2 separate regions of the Homo sapiens genome follow, and region 1 is linked to region 2. A link is a contact called in ENCODE Hi-C data. All regions are on one chromosome and are shown on one strand. The core of a region is the stretch at or near the end of the contact, and the rest is flanking DNA. Distances in the headings are between cores, read along the strand shown.

Region 1 (2,700 bases), core at 43-2,542, 1.5 Mb after region 2:
TGGTCAATCAGTATTTGCCTGCTTGTTTCCAACAATAGCAAATGAACCATTGGTAAACTGACCATTCTCAGAGTCGGACAGCTCGAATTTGTTGCAAAATCCTTCGAAGTTATCTCCCAGTAACTTTCATTCCTGGTCCTGGTTCAAGAGCAACATAGTGAAAGGTGAAAGTCGTCTTTTTCTTTAAAAAAACTTTTTTTAAAAAAAAAAAAAACAGGTTTTACTTCCTGGCATGTCAATACGTTCCCTTCTTTCAACAATGGGGAAATAAATCTCACCCCCTTTTCCCCCCTTCAATGTTTGACTCCCCTTAAAGAAAAACGGAATACCAGGCACAGGGAACATAGAGTTCCTCTGACTCAGAGCCGCGACCTCTGAGCAGAGCGGAGGAAAGGGGCTTAAAAAACCACACACACTAGGAAGAGTTGCAGCTGATACGAATCACCATTGCCAAAAAGCAAACTGCTTCAGCCGGTGCCCAGGTGCTGGGACGCGATAGAAGCCGCACAGACTTGGCCTGGCAGCTCTGAGGAAATGGGGGCCAAGGAGCCTGCACCTCTTCTTGCCAAAGCCCGGGAGAGCTGAGTGGGCGCTCGTTCTCAGGCCGGCTGCAAGCCCGGCGCTTCACAAGGCAGAGCGTTCGGCCCCCGGGAAGCGGCATCGCTAAAAGGAAGGCTCAGTGAAACGCTTGGCAAAGTCCAAGCCGCGCCGCCCAGCCAGTTGTCTATAAGCCCAGCCACCCCGCCTGCCAGACGCCATCCTGGGAACCCGCACCGGCGGGAGCTCCCGGAGTTGGAAACGTCTTTGGCTCGGCCGCGGTCCCCTCTGCCCGTCTATCCCGCCTCTCCACCCTCGCTCACTCCCTGGCCCGAGACTGAGCCGGGGTCCACCCCAGGGGGTGGTGCCCAGGAGGCACACCACGCTTGGGGGAATGGTGGAGACCGGGATGAGGCTTCCTGGAGGGCGGGCGGGCGGCCGCGGCGGGTCACTCACCGAAAGGACGCTCATGCGGATTGGGGTCTCCAACAAGCACGCCATCTTGAGCCTTCCCACCCGGCTGCTGCAGGCGCCGGCGCGGGGGCCGGCACTTTCGACAGCCAACTATTGGCCAACGCTAGGCACCGCTCCCTAAAGGCAGCCAGATAGACGAGAACTGGCCACGCTCTGGACACCGCTCAAGTACCGGAAAGGCCCGCAGAAAGAAGGGCAAAAGGGAATGGCGTCAGGGGCTGTCCTACGAATCGTTCTCTCAGAAACAGCAGCTACTCTGAGCCTGGGTTAGAGGTGGAAGCGGGCAGCGGTTTCCGCATGCGCAAAGAAGATCTGCCGGCCCCACCTGCCGCTCGCGGTGGGCGGGGCCCCAGAGGCGGAGTCTCGCCCTGACGCTACGAGTTTTACGGACTGATAAATTGCAGTTTATGGATTCCAGTATTCATATTTGGAAAAAGTAGTACGTGGAGCCACATACATAGTTTGAAGTTCACTTTCATATTCATTCTCTCTCTCTGCACCAAACTCCCGGCGTCGTTATCTCCATTTTATAGGTGGGGAAATTGCGATCCCAGAACCTTTGCCAACCGTAAGAGTGATTGTTTCACGATCCGATACAGATACGTGACTTGCCTTAGCGTTGTGTGCCGGCCCCGTTTATTCTGGTGTAGTGTTAAGAATAGCCAGAATGCTTGGGTTTCTTCCTAGCTACTTGATTTATCAGCTGCTTTACCCTGGGCAAGTTATCTAACCTTCTGTTTGAGTTTCCTCATCTATAAAATAAAGGTTAATGAGGATAGAGGAGTCAACAAACGTGAAGCTCTCAGAAAAAACCTAGAACATAGAAAGCGTTATACAATATGTGTTAACATTTCTCCAGCTTCTGAGTTAAGTGGGGAAAATGGGGGCAAATATCTAAATATTTCGCACTAAAACACTCTCATAACCGAAGCTAAATAAAAGTATGCTTTCAATTATACTTGATTAATTCAGCTGTCCTACTACTTTGTGTGTGTGTGTGTGTGTGTGTGCAACACTGCCCTTGACTTGGTTGGATAAGTTTCACCTTCGTACTGCTTGCAACCAGTAAGGTTTTCACAGTATGGTTGCAATTGGCCTGTTAACATTACTTGTATTCCTTCCATTTCTATAGCCACACCCTAATTCAGGCTCTTGTAACCTCTCCCCTGGACTACAGCAATAGCCTTCCAACTGGTCTTGTAGCTGGTAGCCTCTCCCGCACTCTGCTCCTCACTGTTTTCCTGTCTTCCTCCTGTACTTGGTTTCCAAATTTAGTGTAGCATTTACCACCCCTGCTTATGGGTCTGTGTTCCTTAACAAACTGTTGAATTCCTGGAAGGCAGGAATTTTATTTTAGGTAGTCCTTCTGCTATAATACTATTTCTGAAACTTGGGTAATCTGTACACCACCTACACAATCTTTGCCAATCTGCACCTAGGTATTATTATTCATTCAATATTTTTATTTAAAGCCAATTTCAACTCATTAAAAATTTTTGGCTTTATCCTAAACCATAATACTCTGTGAAATCAAGTTTGTTGTGCTCCTTATTTTTATTCTAGTACACATTAACTACAAAAAGTTTAAATGTCCATCCATGGACCACCTAAAATCACATCATGTACTGCATACTGCAATGGGGCAGAACATAACCCTAATACATAGTATATAGAGTCATTATAACTGTA
Region 2 (2,700 bases), core at 24-2,523:
CTGGAGCCACATTTTACACCACAGGTAAGAGAAAAGGGATCCGAGAGGGCACGGACACTGTGTCTTCAGACTGAGTGGGGAAGTACCATTTACCTGGGTACTTATTGGGTGCAAGTTGCATGCCCCCGGTGCTAATACACAAGGGACAAATTTATGGGCCTCCTAAAACTGTGGACAGTGCACCCGTCCAGCCAACTTCATGGGTGCACCGTGAGGCTCTGGTGATGTGGACAGGCTTATAAAACACTCTCCATACTAAGATGAGGTTGTGTTCCTGTGTCTAGGAAACGCTGGAAATTAAGTGTACAGCAATCAAAAAACCTTGACATCATCCTTGATGTCTCTCTTTTTCGCACACTCCAATTCACTCCATTAGGAAACTGTATTGGCAGAATCTAGTGAATCTTGTCCTTCAAGGCCTCTCTCTGCAAGGCTCCCATGAGCCCTGGGGGCTTATGGAGAGTTCTGGGTGGGCAGAGGAAGCCAGACTGCGTTAGGGAAGCAAATTTGGGACCTAAATTTCCTAAGAAGGTTTTAGGGGATAGGGACCCCAATCTCTAAGACCCCAGGATTCTGTTAAGATTTATTTTCTCATTCCAAATAAATGTTCACTGGCAAGCCCTAATTCTGTCTTCTCTTTCTTAAGCAGCCCTCCCTTCCTTCTCCCCACACAACTGTGTATGCTTCAGGCCCCAGAAATCCTTCCCTGCTTTGAGGTCTGGCGTTTACCAGGGCAGGGCTTGAGAATAGAGGTGTAAATTTGTCAGAAGGAAACAGGGGCCGCGCAGTAAGAGAGTAGATCCTCATATAACATGGCAGAAAGTCAATGGATAAATCAAGAAATCGCTATGTAAGTTTCTTTTTTTATTTTTTTATTTTATTTATTTATTTTTTTTTTGCGACAAGCGGGTGACCACTAGAAGAAATTAACGGAGGAATTGTTAAAAAGAGCTGTGATGGGAGGGAGAAGTGGCCTGTTGCTTTCATTATAAGCAAATCTAGATAATTTTATTTTCTAATAAGTAAGTGGGCGTTACTTTCATGTATTTTTTTAAAAGAAAATTAAATAAAAATACAAAACAAACAGAATACAAAACAGGAGAATAAAAAAGCAAACACGCACGCAACACAAAAGAGCCTTGGCGGTTGGGAGCCAGCGGGCGGGGGCGGGGGCAGGGGAGAGGGCGGGGCTTAGGACCCTGGGCGGGGCCAGGGCCGGGTCTCCTTAGGGCCCGCCCCAGCGAAGGGGCGGGGCGCAGATCTGTTTCCCTCAGACTCCATCTGCCCGGGGCCGCTAAGGGAGCGCAAGGTCAAGTTCGCCTTGGCCCCGCCTCCAGCTCAGGTACTAGGGGATCTAGACCTGAGGCTGCCCGGGCCGGAGGCAGCCTTGAGTCCCGAGACCAAACGTCGTTTCCCTCTCGGACCTCGGGCGCCGGGCCGCGCGCTGACCGACAGCCCCTGCTAGGCCCAGCAGGTCCCCTAGTCCCCCGCAGTCCCCCGAGACTCGCCGAGCGCCGTTGCTGAGCCCTGCAAATAGCAGGTAAGCGCAGCGTGGGCCCCTCGTCAGCCCACTAGGACCTGGATCGCGGCTGAATGCCCGGGCCCACGTGACTCCTGGCCCCTAACTGAGTCCTGGGAGTCCCCGCTGGGGCGACAGGTGGCGGCGGAGTGCGGAGCCATCCGGGGTGGCGCGAACCGGGGGGACAGCTCCGCGCTGCCTCTGCGCGCCGGCGGTTCTCGCTGCAGCGTGTCAACCTAACCCCCAGCTCCCCTTTGGCTATGACCAGAGTCCCGGAGACGTGGGTTCGGATCCCACCTTTAGCACTCGTGCACTCAAAGGTTAAAAATATAAGCACAGTGTCTAACAAATACTTAACGTGTTCCACTCAGTGTCCGCTGCTGGGCTAAGTGCTGGGGTTACAGTAGCAGGCCAAAAAATGTGGTGCCCTCCCCCGTGCAGCTCACAGTCCAGTGGGGGGAGACCGACAGCAAATGGATATCTATGCAAACAAGTGTGAACGTTAAAACTGTGGTCAGAGCTATGAAGATTGAAATTCTAGGGTGCTGGAGAGATTTTATCAGGGCCCCCAGCTACAAAGGCTGCTGGAACTAAAACTTTAGAGAATTCCCGGGCGGGGAACAACAGAGCAAACTCATTTTGTTGGGAGAGAATGTGGCTTGAGGAAAGGAGGGTTGGTGGGGCTGGCCTGCAGAGAGCTGGGGGGAAAGCAAGTTCCTTAACCTTAACGTTCTCCTCTGTAAAATGGGATTGTTCTACCCATTGAGAATGGAAATGGTGAATGTAAATGACTTAGCACTGCGTGATGGGTGCTGGATGTTACTCTGCACTAAACATCCAAGGCTTGATGTTGTTCTGGACTAAACACAGTGTGCCTGCCTCTCAGCAAAGTCACTTCCCCTCTCCTTGAGTCCTGTTTCTTCCTCTATCAAATAAGTGGTTCTGAGTAGAATCTCTCAAACAGCCTGTTCTCTAAAATGATGACTGGTTTAGTTGTTCATTCTTGAAACATTTAACTGGCGCCCACTTTACCCTGGCTCTGAGGATTCAGAGAGAAATCAGACAGGGGCCCTGCCCTCCTGGAGCCCATGTCCGGTGGGCCAGGTGAAATAAAGTGACAGTTCCACCCTGGCACAACCCAGAGAAAGGGTTCTTACCCACTGGCCTTGCAGGGGAAAGCT

The links. Hi-C counts contacts between places; a loop is a spot of excess contacts on that map. Pooled maps may share reads with other maps.
Region 1: a map of CD4-positive, alpha-beta T cell shows a loop between it and region 2 (11-fold over the local background). The contact joins the promoter of ARMC8 here to the promoter of NMNAT3 in region 2. A Hi-C loop is called at or near these places in 3 of 168 maps with a recorded cell type or tissue (CD4-positive, alpha-beta T cell, CD4-positive, alpha-beta memory T cell and naive thymus-derived CD4-positive, alpha-beta T cell) and 7 of 50 pooled maps.

The regions. Positions count from the first base shown.
Region 1 is chr3:138,185,893-138,188,592 of GRCh38, reverse strand. ARMC8 (armadillo repeat containing 8) reads right to left here and starts at 1,292. Exons shown (of 22, transcript NM_001363941.2): 1 at 994-1,292. The coding sequence starts at 1,038.
Region 2 is chr3:139,676,545-139,679,244 of GRCh38, reverse strand. It overlaps NMNAT3 (nicotinamide nucleotide adenylyltransferase 3), which reads left to right and starts at 1,273. Exons shown (of 7, transcript NM_001401600.1): 1 at 1,273-1,540. RefSeq lists a silencer at 1,170-1,219.